Regions from separate parts of the Mus musculus genome. Here region 1 is linked to region 2. Evidence: chromatin loops called from intact Hi-C (ENCODE). Cell type or tissue: heart. All regions are shown on one strand.

The links. A loop is a pair of places that touch in the nucleus more often than their neighbours do. Peaks named below come from ENCODE experiments on the same cell type or tissue, not always from the same donor. Only the 100,000 strongest peaks of a DNase experiment are listed, where the experiment ranks them.
Region 1: it touches region 2 in a loop (3-fold over the local background); 11 of 42 quality-filtered maps call a loop at or near these places.

Annotation. Positions count from the first base shown.
Region 1 is chr13:95,736,184-95,744,183 of GRCm38, reverse strand. All of the region lies in intron 5 of Iqgap2 (IQ motif containing GTPase activating protein 2), which reads left to right. Among named protein-coding and RNA genes, the nearest start is that of Gm32702, 24 kb to the left of the region's middle. In heart, a CTCF peak has its summit at 4,321 (motif pointing left); no DNase peak of the experiment used is centred here; H3K27ac peaks cover 369 bases.
Region 2 is chr13:95,888,168-95,896,167 of GRCm38, reverse strand. It overlaps Iqgap2 (IQ motif containing GTPase activating protein 2), which reads left to right and starts at 4,246. Exons shown (of 36, transcript NM_027711.1): 1 at 4,246-4,504. The coding sequence starts at 4,459. In heart, CTCF peaks have their summits at 4,083 (motif pointing right) and 4,800; DNase peaks (open chromatin) are centred at 4,017, 4,897, 5,067, 7,367 and 1 weaker place; H3K4me3 peaks cover 3,181 bases; H3K27ac peaks cover 2,312 bases; H3K27me3 peaks cover 349 bases.

The sequences.
Region 1 (8,000 bases), 150 kb after region 2:
AATGAGAAATCCCGAGTGTCCAGGGCTTGTCTATACAGCTCTCCTCTACGGTGGTTTAGAAGGCTGTCGGTCTTCCAGGAGGCTGATATTCTGTGTGCAAGGCGCATGGAGGCAGCCTTTATTAAATGAGTGCAGTTTGCTCTCGTTGCAGAGTTGGCTGCATGTGTATCCCGGCTGCTACAGCTACAGCACTGCTGGATTAGAGAGTTGTCCTTACCTGGTAGAGGACTAGGCAGGCCAGAGGTTTGGATTATAGCTCAGGAGCCAGGAGGGAAGGTTACTCCGGGTAGCTTTGCCTCTCAGACCCTGACTTCCTTCCGGATTAGCCCAAGGGCTGACTGACCTACAAGTTCAGCTGGGACCCTGACCAAACTTGTCAGGAGTCTGATGTGGAGTTAACAACCCACCAGCCCTAGGTGTCTGTCCTTGCTTTCTTCCCCTGCCCCTTGCCTTTTTGTCTGGTACCTGATTCCAGCCTCACTGCCTGTCACCGCTGGGCCCCTTTAACCAGCTCAGCTTGGTGGTTTCAAACTTGGTCTAACTGAGAGGGACTGGCCTTCTTGGTGGGTGGCCTCCTCTCTTTTTCAAGGAAATATCTATCCTTTTTTTTTTCCTATTTAAAAAAAAGTAGCATATTCTCACTTGGGGGAAAGAGGACTGGAAAATGTAGAAAGAATGTTTTTAAAAGAGCTAAAACAGTCAATGTCGCAAAATCACGCACAAACCACTGTTGCTATTTTGGAGACATTGGATTTAAAATCTGTATGGAGCATGTTTTCCTCTTGTGGCTTCCTTTGGAATGCTCTAAAGCCTATGCAACAGAAAGAAACCCGTTCTGAAAGCCTAGCTGAGTTACTACACTTTTTTTTTTTTAATGTCTGGAGGCCGTTTTATGTACACAGAAAAACTGTGTGTCGGATGGTGCTCTGTTTATAAAGACATAACAAGTGACATTCAGCAACTGTTCAATGTTTAAACAGTTATAAGATTGAATATGTTGAAATGATTTAAACCATAATGTGACTGTTAAAACAACGCGATTTCCTTCACATCCCTTAAGAGCAGATGAGATGCCCTGTCTGGGTTAGACACTCACCATTGCAACCAGCTGGGACAGATCCCAGCTTCGTTTCGCTCTTGCGTTCATTGTTCACACACTAAAGTGACCTGCCCTAGCGCTGCTATCCTGTTGTGATACCTAAAGTGAGGCAACATGATTTTTAATGTCACCAGAATCAAAAGGGCACCACCTTTAAGTCTAGTATCTGACCTGCTCCTTGTTGAACATGGCTCTTCTCTTTGGGCTCTTGTCTCAAGGTAAGTCAGAACTTGGCCAACAGCATCAAGTTCAACTTTACGTGGTTCATAAGTCAGCACCGTTTTAATGTCTAAGTCTGTGGCTTTCAGGTAGATTTTTCTTTACTGTCTACCCCTCCCTGTTACCCTACAGTGACTCGCTCCCTAAGTTTCTCTTGGCCGGTGTTGTACAACACATTGTCCTGTCACAGTGACGTATTGGCCTGACCTGTTAACATTATTAGAAGCGTATGTATGCCTTTTTTCACTTTCTTCTTAAAATTAGAGTTGGATTTTCTAGAGGCTTCCATCTCCTAGGAGACAAGGGAGGGACAACTGAGTGTTCTTCGTGCTGTTGTCGATTTGCTCCTCACACCTGGTTCCTGGCCTCTCTGTGTGATTGGTCGGTGCTCACTTCTCTCATAACCTGCCTTCTACAGTCCATCCTTACCTTGGGACACTCCCTTTGCTTTGGGGAGACTTTTTGGCTAGTTCAGAGTTTCTGACCTGTTATTATTTCCTGTTGTACATGTAGTTTAAAAACACGGACCTACCTACGCTCCATAAACAGAGAAAGAACAAAGTACCTTGGCTTTAATAACCCTCCCTTTGCAAAAGTGAAACAAAGAATTATGCATAAACAGTTTATCTCTAAGGACTTCCCTTTTGTACACTGTGCGGTATACTCTGTTGATTGCTTTAAACTCTGTGCTTAAGACTGAACCAGGATGATTATTTTCCTGTTTGTTCATAGTATGCTCTCTCTGTGTCTCCCACGCTGAACTTAAACTCACAGCCCTTTACCTTGTGAGTACTGGGACTACATTTGTGCACCACCCTGCCTGTCTAATACCTTCTGCACAGACTAGACAGTTGGAGGTTGATTAGTCATGGCAGCCCCTTTGCCTCTGTAGCACTGCCCTTGGCTTCTTTGAAGAATCCTTGTATTGTGGATACAACCAGATGTCCTTGTTCTGTTCCCCCTGGTTGCTGCTTTAAGATATGGAATCAACTACTGTTCAAGAAATCCCTTCAGGGTCACTCACGACTATTGGTTATTCTAGTTTTAGCATCGTAAGGGTGCTAGATGCCACTTTTCTTACTGTGCCATTTAATAGGCCATCACAAGTCTGCTGCAGTGGAAACCTATGGGTCTCCCCTGAGTGTAAGCAGTACTACAGCACTGGAGTTTCTGTAGTTGTGTTCAGCTCTCCAGTGTTCAAATGCGGTACCAATGCTTAACTGGCATCCACTGTTTAATGGGTGCAGATTGCTCTCATTGCAGAGTTAGAAGCAATGTGTTATCCTGGCTGCAGCAGCTGTAGCGTGGCTGGAGTAGAGAGTTGTAGGGCTTGAATTTGTGAGGAAGGTAGTGGCAGGCCCACTTCTGGTTGACCAGTTGTTCTAAATCTACTGCCTGCTTTGTAGAGGGCTCCTTGCCCCAGCTCTTCCCACCGCTTCCTGGCTACCTGGACCCACCAATGGAGGTGTGTTAGACACATTGCCCAGGCATGAATGTATAACCTTCAGTGATTTAGCATTCCCTTCTCTTAGAGGCCTCTTTCTCCCAAAGAAACTGATTTACTAAATGTTCCTCTAAAATACCAGGTTGATTGTAATTCTTGCAGTGTACATTTGAATTTACAAATAAGCTCTCTGGGGAGGCCTTAAAGCCAGACTAGAATCCTCCTCAGATCTTGGAAGGGATGTATGGAGACTGAAGTGAGAAAGGCATTTGTTCCTCTCTGTAGCTTTCAAACAACTCCTTGTTCAAAACTCTCCACTTGGTCTGAATGCCATACTTCTTGCCCCACCTGTCTGAATTACTTCGTGGCTATGACGATCTTACAGAAAGCTAAGCTCTTTGAACTTGTGAACTATCTTGTGAAACCTACCATGGTTCCATGGTTTTCCATTAGTTGAAGCTTAAAGTCCCTTAGAGTTTATCTTTTTAACTTTTCAGGAAGTTTACCTGAACTAATTTGCATATGGAAGGACTACCTCTGGGTCTCTTTGCTTTAGGCCAAGGGTTTATAAACTGGTGTCAGACTTGTACTTACTTCAGTGTAGGCCTCTGAGCTGTTATATTTGAAATATTTAAAGGAAAAAAATGCTGGAATTTGAGAACTGGAGGAAACTTGGAAAGTTACTTAAGCCTGGCCATTCACTAAAAACTCATCTCGGTGCCTTGTTCCGCGTCACAAATTCAGCCCTTTGATTTACAAATGTCCATAGCACAGTGTAATAAAACTAATAGTGTTTTGTAACATCTGTTTTCACTTCCCAGTCTTCAGCTGATACGATTTATACAACTAGTATCTTATGGGCTAGGGGGAGTTAGTTAGCTCCGGGTGGTCCTTCTGTACAGGCCTACATCAGCAACACAAGCGTGGTTTACCTTTTCATGGGATAAGAGGCTTCCAACTCTACCCAGAATGCTTAGATATTGGGCAGTGCTCGTAACATTAATGCCACAGCTTCCTCTGAAATACTCCTGGCATGCTATGTTAGATGCTAGTCAGTAATTAGTGTACAGCAAGTTCAGTGTGGAGAGCCAGCTGCAAGCAGCACTTGTTCAGTGGATTTGCGTTTTTAATATTAAGCCTCAGTTTCCTATGAATGTCAGATAGGGGACAGCCAAGCTGGACTTAAAATGCTTGGGAAAGAGGCTTTTCAATGGCTGGTTCTCATGAGCATGATGGACAAATACGGCTTACAGAAAGGTGTTTCGCCTTTGTACTAATCTGCTTGGAAGACCTGTCACTCAGAGATTGGGTAGAAAACTCCCACTGTGGAAGAAGTGATCTTTTTAGAAACTAATGTGAAATTTCAATGCCAGTGATGATAAATGTAGAAGGTGGAAACTAAAAACAATAGTCTTAATTCTCTGGATGCAATGTTTGAGAGCCCACATGCGAGTGAGTTTTCTACCTACTCCATCAAACCAATTTGAGAAAAATCTCAGGTTTACATTTAAAAGCAGACTTTCCCACTCAGCAAGGCTAATTTCCCAGCACCACCTTGTGGTGACTCCTAGTTAACCAGGATGTTTGTTCACTGAAATGGGTTACTATTTCCCTGCACGGCAGAGGCATGTTAGAGACTGCACCTACTTTCTTTATCACGAATGTGAAAAATCACCACATTCCTTTAGCATAAAGCTTTCCTTTCATGCTGTCAACAAAGCTATGTTTGGGACAAGAACCGACTTGGAGCCTTAGGTCCCTCTACCCGCAAGGTCCCGCAGTCCATGCCTCCTGAATCACTGGGGCTGCCGACGTATGTGCCGCTGTGCCAAGTTAAAGCTATGTCTGTGATATTTAAACCAACTTTAACTTAAGAAAAGCATAATATGCGAAAGCCACATCAATAAAGTCGCAATTAAATGAGTTAATGAACAAGATATACTATTCGCACATGTGAATTCACAGCAGCTGGGGTTCCCTGCACATGACCTGCATAAGACAATTAAAAAAATACTTTTGAAATAAAATCAGAGATGTCAACCAGTGGCCAACGATGTAAACAGCCCCCCAACACACGCGAGGAAATGGATGTGACAGGATTGAGAAACATGATGGGAGCAGGCTACATCCAGCAACAATAGGGGACACGGCCTGGCTGGAAGCCATCAGAGCCTTGGTTCCAGGTGGGTGACCAGTGCAGAGGTTCAAAGCATGGAGTGATCAGCTTGGCCAGGCTGAGCCTCAGGATCTGTTCTAAGAGGGACAAATGATGGTATGGAAGGCAGGAAAGAACGTCAGTGCCCAAAACAGCTAAAGGCTCAGAGACGGGCAGGGGAGCCAAGCCGGGCACACACACCTGTAATTCAGTCACCTGGGAGACCTTGTCTGAGTGACTGTGAACTGAAGACCAAACTGAGCCATGTAGATGACCCTATCTGTTTCACAACAGCAACTGCCACCAAGAGAGACAGATGTCAGTAAGAGAAGGAGACGATAACACTGACCTTCATCTTTTCCCTCGCTACCCAGAGTCCCCGATGCCTCCGTCCACAGCGGATGAACCACAAGACCCAAATACTGACAAAAGCCCCAAATCAAAAGATATCAGATATTCAAGAAAAAATGGCCCTGTGAGGAAAACGTTAGGCTTGAGTTGAGAGAGTCCCAGCATCAATAAAACAAATGAGCCACTGAAGACTCAAGTGGACTTACACGATTCCAGAATTTATTTCTCAGGCACCTAACACAGCAGAACCAAGGAGAAAATTAAGAAAGGAAAATTTGGTGTAGGAAAGAAATTAGTAAAATTTGTTACCTAAGTTTTTAAGGCAAGATACGAAAATAAAGGCACAGAATTAATTAGACCATCTTAGTATTACATCCATATAGAAATAGAGGTGGACCTATATTAAGGGTAAGTGTTACTAATTAGGTCAGGTTTTGGTACGACAATGCAGCTTTGAAATTAAGTTAAACTAACACAGTATTTACTTGGTACTATGCCTTAAGGAGACAGCATGCTCTATACTTGGGTGAGACATAAAATGTCATATTACCCGATAATCTGTAGCATCTCCTGCTTATGCTTTGCTGTCATGTCTTCCCATTTTTCTCACTAGCTTCCTTTCAGTTTTCTTAGAAGGTATGACTTGAGTTTGTAGAGGGAGGTGGAAGAGATCGGTACTCTGAGGGAAGAATACCAGGATGAATTTTTCACTACCTTTTCTCATTTCTTAAACATTGGCTTATCTGTCTTTTAATTAAAGCTGTGGGGCCTGGTTTCTAAGTCCCCAGGGAGAAGTGAGAGACTGGCATTTCAGTTGTAGGAGTTCCCTTTTTTTTAAATTAATTTATTTATTATATGTAAGTACACTGTAGCTGTCCTCAGATACTCCAAGAGGACACCAGATCTCGTTACAGATGGTTGTGAGCCACCATGTGGTTGCTGGGATTTGAACTCCGGACCTTCGGAAGAGCAGTTGGCGCTCTTAACCACTGAGCCATCTCGCCAGCCCCAGGAGTTCCCTTTTATATAGTGCCTTAGTTAGGGTTTTACTGCTGTGAACAGATGCCATGACCAAGGCAACTCTTACAAGGACAACATTTAACTGGGGCTGGCTTACAGATCAGAGGTTCAGTCCATCATCATCAAGGCAGGAACATGGAAGCATCCAGGCAGGCATGGCACAGGAGGAGCTAAGAGTTCTATATCTTCATCTGAAGGCTGCTAGCAGAATACTGGCTTCCAGACAGCTAGGATGAGGGTCTTAAAGCCCATGCCACAGTGACACACCTACACCTTCTAATAGTGTCACTTGTTGGGCCAAGCATATACAACCCATCACATATAGTAACCTTTCTTTTGCAATGCTGGGATGGGAACCAGGGTCTGGTGTGTGCTAGGCAAGCACTCTTCTCTAAGCACATTATAGCCCCCGGGTTCCCTTTTAGAACTACATACATTTCCCCCAGGTAATAGTGAATAAGAAATGCTTTATAAAACAGTATGGCTTTCTAAATGTCACCACGGTCTCCTCGTGACCTTGTGTGGCATAACCTTTGCCACTACAGTTTTCAATGACTGCAAATGGGTTTTGGTCCTTGATAATCTCTCAAGATGTAGACTTTAAGCTAACGAAGGTGCCCTGCCTTCCTGGCTCCAAATTACAAATCCATGACTCTTCACAGAGGAAAAAATGTTCACAGTTGAATGTTCTCTTCCTGGTAAGATGAAAATCAGAATTTGGCACCAAAATTAATAATTACTGTATTTTAAGAGTTACCTACCATTTGTTGTCTGTCCTTTGGTATGGGTTTGAAGGAAAAAGAAGGAAATGAGAGAAAGGTCAATAATTTAAGGTCAGAATCCTTAAAATGAAAACATTCATTAATAAGTATTTCCTAGAAAAACCCTAAATGAGCAGTACCTCTATAAAAGCCAATTAATCCTCACCACTGACAAACAGGCAGACTTAACAAGGTATTGCTATCTCATTGGGAATGTTTTCTTCCTGTCTCCTCCTTCCTTTCCTCTCCTCTCTTCCCTCTCCTCCCCTCCCTCCTTTTCCCTCCCACTCCCTTGCATCTTAGACCCTTCCTCCCCTTCTGTCTCTTAATTAGGGGTTCATTACTGTGCAGAGCCACCATGACAACAACTCTTCTAAAGGAAAACATTTCATTGGGGCTGGCTTACAGGATCAGAGGTTCATCCATTATCCTCATGGCAGGAAGCATGGCAGCGTGCAGGCAGACACGGTGCTGGAAAAGCCCAGAGTTCTACATCTTGATGCAAAGGCAGCAGATGGAGACGGTGTGCCACATTGGGTGTAGCTTGAGCATATTTGAGCTCTGTCCCCACGGTGGTACTTCCTCCAACAAGGCCACACCTCCTAATAGTGTTACTTCCTATGAGCCACACAGTCAAACCCATGAGTCTATGGGGGCCTTTCCTATTCAAACCACCACACTCTCCTTCTCCCCTGCTCCTGTTGTTGATAATGACACAGTGTTAGGGCTTGAACCTGGGGAGTTTGTTTGTTTGTTTGTTTGAGGACTGGAAATTAAACCCAGGGTTTTATACTTACGAAACAAGTTCCTCACAGTGAATCGACATTCTCAACCAGACAATGATTTTTTTAAAACCCTTTAATCACAGAGGACAAATGAATGCATTCTTCTCCATCCTTTATTTTTCTGAGACATGGTCTCCCTTGTGTAGCTCAAACTGGCCTCAGACAT
Region 2 (8,000 bases):
TTCAGTTTCTTTTAATCTGATGTTGAGCTGTAATGATTTCTGTTTTAGACAGAGGTCTCCATTGCAGTAAAGCTTAGCTCTGGTTTCTTCTTGCAGGCTCTCTGTTTGTGGAATGGGTGACAAATTAGAAAACTTTAACAACACAAAATCTCCCCATCCTTTGAAAAAGCCCAAGTGTCTTTTCTTCATGCCTCTCACTTGGTGGTGATTTTAAAGATATCAGTAAGCCACTGTTTTGGATAGACTTGCCGAGTGATCAATAGCACTATCTTATTGGAAAATCAAACAATTTTCTATAAGTTTTGTTTATGTTCATTTTATGTTTATAAAGCAAGTCTTGTGCTTACTTGTAAGGCTATACATATCACATGTGTGTGGTGTTTGCGGAGGTCAGAAGTGGGTGTCAGATCTCTTAGAAATGGAATTATAGATCATTGTTAGCTTTGATGTGGGTGCTCAAAACTGAGCCTGTGTCCTCTGTAAGAACAGTAAGTGTCCTTAACTCCTGAGCCATCTGTCTGGCCCTTAAATCAGTTTTAAAGCGAATGGATGCTGACGTAGTGTGTGTTAAAATTTTGATTCAAGCATATTCTTGTCTCCTTTTGATATAAACAATCTAATGGTTACTTTTTTAAAGCTGCAAGTTTCCTAGGCTGAAGACAGAGGCTGGAGAGTTTGAGGGTAGCCCCAGCCTATAGCCAGATTCTACGCATGCAAACAAAACAAAAGAGCAGCCATGGTAGGAGACAAGGGAAGGACTTTACAAGCATAACCCTGCCTAAAGAGGGCAGGGTTAGGCAGAACTACCAGACAAGGCAGTGAGAAATTAAAGTGAAAATTTTTAAAGGGGCTCTGTGGTAGGTGCTTGGCTGGCTTAGGGGAGGTTTTAGTTTCAAGCTTTAGCACCATAATAATAAAATAAATAAAATTTTCTAAGCATTTTCATTCTCATTTCAACTTGTTAACAAAAGAGCTGGGCTTATAACATATTATACACCATATCAACAGAAATTCGTTCTCTCACAGTATTGATTTTTCAATACTTGGTTAGTGTTAGCTGTATTGGCACATATATAATCCCAGGCTTTGGGAAGCTGAGGCAGGAGGATCAAGAGCTTAAAGCTGACCTGAGCTACATAGCAAAGTCATGCCTCCAATAACAATCACAGCCATAATGTATCATAACATTATGATAATAATGGTGTCATGCTTAGAAGTTCTTCAATATCATGCATCAAAAAAAAAAAAACCTTTCTTGCCTTATTATTTTTTTAAAGTGTGTCGGAGCCTAGTAAGATGGTTCAGGGTGTAAGGGTGCTTGCTGCCAAACCTGACTGTCTGAGTTCAATCCCCAAGAGCAACATGGTGGGAAGAGAGAATCAGGCCACCACATTGTCCTCTGACCTCCACACCTGCACCATGGCACACAAGCGCCCACGTGCACACACACACACACACACACACACACACACACACACACACACACACACACGTGCTAAATAAATACTTGCTTTAGAAAAGGAAATCTAAACAAAACAAACTCCAAGGGGCGTTTTCTCCCCCACAATCTGGCTTCGGTTTGTCTGTTTGTTTCCCAATATCCTCGCAGTTGAAGACACAGGACAATGACCATGTATTTAGTTGAGTCTGTGGTCTGAGGTCAGATCCTAAGAACAAATAACCTACCATTCTGCAGGTGAGTTTCTTTCCAGAGAGGTGGTGTGTGGTGATCTGTGAGACAGCACAATGCAAACAGAGATGACAAAGATTGGTTCCAGCCACTTGCAAGATACAAAAGCACTGCCTGGGCTGGAGAGATGGCTCAGCGGTTAAGAGCGCTGACTGCTCTTCCAGAGGTCCTGAGTTCAATTTCCACATGGTGGCTCACAACTATCTGGTATATCTGAAGACAGTTCACTCATATAAATAAGAATAAATAAATCTTTTAAAAAAAAGAAAGAGAGAGAGAAAGAAAGGAAGAAAAAAAAGAAAAGAAAAACACTGCCTTAGATTGTGTCTTAGCATTAATTTCTCACAGTGACATCAGCTGTCACAGAGCCCCAGATCCTCTAGAGCGCTCAGAAGCCAGCAAACTTAGAACTACAATCTTCCCACTTACATCTTTGTGTTTATGCAAACATAGAGGATAGATTTCACTCTATCCAGCCCACCTATGACTTGTTAGCATTGAAGGACCTTCAGCCTGTCTGCAAGAAAGCATCATGCTTCCTGAGGTCAACTTCATAGAAGCTCTTCTTTCCTAACGTCTTCTATAGCCCCTTCCATCCAACATCAGCATCTCCACCTTGTTTGCTCTAATACATTTTGTAATCTGGCCAGAACTCACCTTTTCTCAAGTCCAGAACATTCTGCGATTCTTATGCTCAAAACCAAGAAGTCATGGGTGGTTGTTGTAGCCCTCATATGCAAGCCCAGCTCCTGGGAGATTGAGGCTGTGGGGTCACAAGTAGGGCAAGATCCTGTCTCAAAAATAAACAAACAACAAAACCACCCTAGAACGCCTTTAAGGGCTCTCAAATGTCCCTTAATTGTCATAATCGACCACTTGGTCTGACATTCAGAAAGTGCTCTGCTGCTTAGTAATAGGTTCCCAGCCCAAGCTCAGGTTCCAGCTCATGGCTCCCATCCTTGCCTGTCTCTTAGGATAGGATGTTCTCCACCCAACTCTTGCCTATTTTCAAACTCCACCTGACACCACACTTTGAAATCATACCACCTTCTCAGGCCATTGTGGTTTACAGCGATTTCCTCCCACCTCTCCTCACATAGACCATCTACTTCTTGAGGCCCTGCATCCTGGTGTTCATCCTGAGAACTGATGTGTGAGGAGTTCATCTTTGATGCACAGAATACGCAGTGCGTTTTAGAGTCCAACATGGCGTCTCTGAGACATGGAAGAAGCCTGGCTGACAGGCTGGTCACAGGATGAGTATTGCTGACCTGTGGCCATAGCATTAGAAGCATCTACTTTTGTGGGGAGGAAAATCCCTTTCATCCCATTCCAACAGGGTGAGAATCCAATGTCTCTAGGGGTGGGGGTGGGGAATCCTCTCGCTCTCATCTGATGAGACTTCCCTCTTCCTGTGCACCTAACTCATAGGCTGGCACAACTTCAGCTTCACTGACCACTTGTGAGAAACGCAAGTTCATGAGCCTCAACTCAGACCAACGGAACTGGAGGCGGGGCGGGGTCCAAGAGTCTGAATTTCAAGTTTCAAGAGTTCATTGTGTCTCCCAGAAAGCAGCTGGCTGCTCTCTGTAGATTTGCTTAATTAAAGGTGACTAGTGTCGCTAGACCACCTTTCTTCGGCTAAATCATCTCTTATGACCCTCTCTTTTGATGATTTTTTTTCAGTCATGTGATCACCCACATGCCCCACGTTTGTGAAAAAGCAGTGGCCCATGTTTGGGGGGGGGGGGCTCCCACATTCCTCCAGGCTCCAAGCAACCGCATGAAAACCGTGCTTTTAAAACAGCTACTTGTGGTTTCTGTCTCAAAAGCTGAGCCGGAAAGGGGTTTGTGGTTGTGCGACCCCGGCTGGGCCTGAGCGACAGTTTTGCACATTGGGGGCGGGCTGGCAGAGGGGTGGGCGGATGACTGGCAGTTGTGTTCTGAGTGTTGTTTGGAGGCTGTTAATCTTGCTCCTGCAGCCCGCGCACGAGCTCACCCTTACCGTTTCTTGTCAAGAAAGGGGAATCCTGTGTCTCGTAAGCCAAAAGTCATAAACAACTTTCGTTTATACCCCTAAATGCGAGAAGCAGGCGCTCGCGGGGCTCGGGGGTGGGGTGGGGAGGTGAGTGTGTGAGGGTTGTCCCCGTGCAATCTCTCTAGAGGAAAAGGAACTGCAATGTTTGTCTCTCAGTCACTGAGCAACACCCAGGCGAACTGGGTGCCTGTGGTCTGCTGTGGTTTTTCTTGCTCTTCCCTGCGCTGGTTCACTTCCACCCTCCGGATGCTCCAAGTCGCCCTCCATCTGTGCGCTGGGCTCCAGCTGCAGGGGTCCAGGGTGCCTCTCAGCCCCTTCCTCTCGCGGGAGGCGGGTCCTCGCAACCGGGCGCTGCGCTGTGCGGCCAGTAGGGGTCGCTGCACGGCGGCGCGCTCCCACCGCGGTGAATAACGGGGCCGGGCGGGAGGAGAAAGGAAACCTGCTGGGGGAGGCGGTACGGCCCGCGGGCGGGCGGGCGGGCGGGCGGGCGAACGAGCGAGCGAGCGAGGGAGGAGATAGTTCACTTTTGCCCCGGTGTCAGCGAGACGCGGCCGCCGCAGGCGCGAGTGAAGGAGCACCGAGGGAGCGGAGCGGTCAGCTCCGAGAAGCCGGGCGAGGGCAGCCCAGAGGTGGGATCGGAGCGCGCCCGCCGGGCGCGGAGCCCGCGAGCCTGGCCAGCGAGGGAAACCACGGGGGGCGCTCCCCGGGAGGGCCCCCAGAGCAGCGCAGGATGCCGCACGAAGAGCTGCCGTCGTTGCAACGGCCCCGCTACGGCTGTGAGTGTTCGGGCTCCCGTTGATCTCGGGGCGCCCCTCTCCCTGGGACGGCGTTGGGGAGGCCGAGGGGCTTGAGGGCGCGCTGCGGAGGGCAGCGGCTGGCAAAGTTGAGAATTGGAATTGCAAAGGAGCAGGGCGCGGATTTCCAAGCCCCTTTCTTCCAAATTCCTAATTGCAGCTTCCAGCTAAGTCCCTCCACCTCGCAAGCCTCAGCAGCTCTGGTGCAGATCAGGTTGTGGTTTAGGGGTATCAGGTGAGGAGCCCGCCTTGCTTTGGGCGCTGCCGGCTCGAGCCAGAGGGTGGCGTAGGGGATCCGATGCTTCCCACCCAAAAGGGGCGGAAAGTTTGTTTGCTGTCGCTACAGGTGGGCAGCGCAGCTCCTGTGCCCGCGCGCTCTGCGAGAGGTGAAGGCACTTTCCTGGAAGGGCAGGCTTCTCCTACTAGTCTCTTTTGGGCCTCACCTGAGCAGCTAGAGCCACTTAGGCCCCACAGGTGTGAGGCCCTTCCAGCCAAGGCCTCCAGGGACACGTACCGCCCCCAGCCACTTTCCCGGTGGCTCTCCCCGCCCCCGATCTCCTGCGCGGGAGGATTTCTGTAAGGACAGACTCTGAGCCGGTCTGATTGAAAGTGACGGTGTCGGTTACCCAGCCCCGGGCTGCCGGCGGCGGAAAGAGGTGGCTTTGACTAACAAGAGGGAGCCAGATTATCGCCAACCACGTGGCCCCTTGTGCAGAGTTCAGAGTCCTAAATATGCGCTAGGAAGTATTTCCTTTAAAACAAACAGAACGCTGGCTTCTTCTCCCGGGTTGGCCCTGTCGACAAACGCATGGCCACGAACCATGGGTTAATCTTTTGCTTGGACTGGTCTTGTTAGACGCAGTACCAGGTTTAGGTTAAGGTGGTGACAACTGCAACAGAGTTAGTGTGTTCATGTGGTTTGTGGTGTTTGGTAGGAGCACGGATGAAATTTTTGGAAGAGGGTCGCCAACTTCCCTAAGTCAGTCAGTCAGTCTCTCTCTCTCTCTCTCTCTCTCTCTCTCTCTCTCTCTCTCTCTCTCTCTCACACACACACACACACACACACACACACACACACACACACACACACACACACACACACACACACACATCCCAGTCTTGGAAGGGACTGTCAGAGGTGAGAGGTTTGTTTTTTCCTTGTGACAGCAAGGAGCCAGCTGCAGTTTCTGTAAAGTGAGAAAATGCATTCAGCCACCCAGCATTTTGCTTGCAGCCTGCCCAGTTTGCAGTGGATAAACCACTCAGAGAGCTCCTGGGGCTGGAGGAGGAGCCCTGTGCTCATCTGGTGCTTGCAGTGTCAACCTCAGGTCTTTGGGAGTCCTTTCCTGTGACAAGCTCTTGGGACAGAGGGTGACTTCACCGTGTTGCGCTGTTAAGATGACTAAAAGATCTGTAACTAGGCGAGCACACATTACAAGATGGTTTGACATCACACGGTCTGCGTTATCCCCGTTTTATGCACAATGTGAAGGGGATGAATGTGGATCAGGAATGCAGCATTTCCATTAGCCCCTGCATGGGCATCTGATATGATGCCTGATTTTTATTGAACCAGCCTGTCTCTGCAGCGTGCCTTAGAAGACTAATCAAGGAGGCATTGATTTGGCAAGCCTGACGCCTGCTCTGCTGAATGAGCCACATTCCTGAGAAATCTTCCTCTAAGTTTCTGCGCTGATCTGGAGTGGCAGGGCGGGGTGCTGTTGTTGGAGTCACTTAGCTTCCTTGGGCTTAGCCAATCCCGTTCTCCATTGATTCAACACGGTTAAAATGGGGAATATGTGCTTATGTGTTATCCATACTGGAATATATGGATATGTGAAATATGAAACGTTTAATATTATAGCTGGCTATTACCGTTTAAATGAACATTTTAATAATACTTTTGATACCGCGTTCATATCGAGAATATGTGTACAGCGAGTTTTTTTTTTTAAAAAGCTATCTAGAGCTGGTAAGATGGCTCAGCCAGTGCAGATGCTGCTGCCAAGCCTGACAACCTGAGTTCAACTCCAAGGCCCCACATGGCGGATGGAGAGAGCTGACTCCTCGAGGTTATCATCCGACCTCCACAGGTCCACACATACACACAGGACGTCTAGCAGAACACACCTTGATCTTAATAGACACTACCAAGTTCTTTAACTATATGAGTTGCTGGTTTTTTGGGGCGCTTTGTCAGGAAGGACGACAGGGTTGTCCTCACCTTGTATTATAGGGCATGCCTTTTTTTTTTTTTTTTTTTTTTTTTGGCCTGGTTACTGGTTTGCTAAGCAGGTGAGTTCAGGAAACTTCCAGCGTTAACTCTCCCAAGTTTTCCAGACTGTTGTAAACTCTGTTGGAATAACAACCTTCTAGTGGTTTGGATTAAGCTGTTTTACTTGTTTCAAGTGTGGACTTTTCTGCTTTCTACCCACTTGAACTGTTTTTATAGTCAGTAATTCTTACACAGTGCAACTAAACTAACCTGCCCGGGGTCTCCTAACTCCCCTTCAGGGTAAGCATCTGTAAAAAAACAAAAAAACAAAACAAAACAAAAACAAAAACAAAAACAAAAAACAAAAAACGCCAACTCCTAAGTTGTGCTGGAGGGTTTGTCAGTGGCCTCTCCACAGTAGCTGCGAGCCTTCTCAGATTCCTGACAGATTGCTGAGAGTGTCCAAATTTGGACACAGGTGCACACTCAAGTAAAACTAAATAGACCAATTTTCGTTGAATTCCTGTTGCTCCTGGTCATGTGTCCCTGCAGCCTGCAAAGTCATGTGCGAGATAGTAACAAAAAATGCTGAAGTGTCATCTTCAGCAATGCGAAGCTGAGGAACGGCGGCGGAAAGGAGGAAGAGGCGGGAGCCATCTGTATGCAAGCATAAGCATAGATGTAGCTACACATTTAAACAACACGTACCCGTAGGTACAAGTCACAGTTCACTTTTCTGAGGTTGTAATGACTTACGAAGTTTTTGCTGAGTTACTTCTCAAAGCCCATTGTCACCATGAACCGTCAAAAGTTTGTCTCCAATTAATTCCTTGAGAGTTAAAAAGGCCAGTGGTGAAAGCCCCCGATGCCTACAGTTAAGTTTCCTCCTCACTCGCAATCCAGCCATCATGGAAGCATCACTCTGGGTCACTACTGGTTGTGTACATGGCAGGAGTGATAGAGTTCCACTCCGAAAAGTACAAGTCCTTCTCATGAGTCACATTGTAAAAGTAACAGTGACCCATGTTTCCTTGTTTACTCCTTTCAGAAGGGGAAGTGGGTAATACAGGCTTGTCATTCCAATACTCGAGGCCAGGGCAGGATGAGTGGGATTTGAGGCCAGCCTGGGAGGCATGAGGAATTCAAGGCTAGTCTGAGCCACAGAGCAAGTTTAAAAAAAAAAAATAGTTCAACTGGAGGTTGGAGAGATGTCTAAGTCAGTAAAGTGCTTGTCTGGCAAACATGAAAGTCTGATTTCAAGCC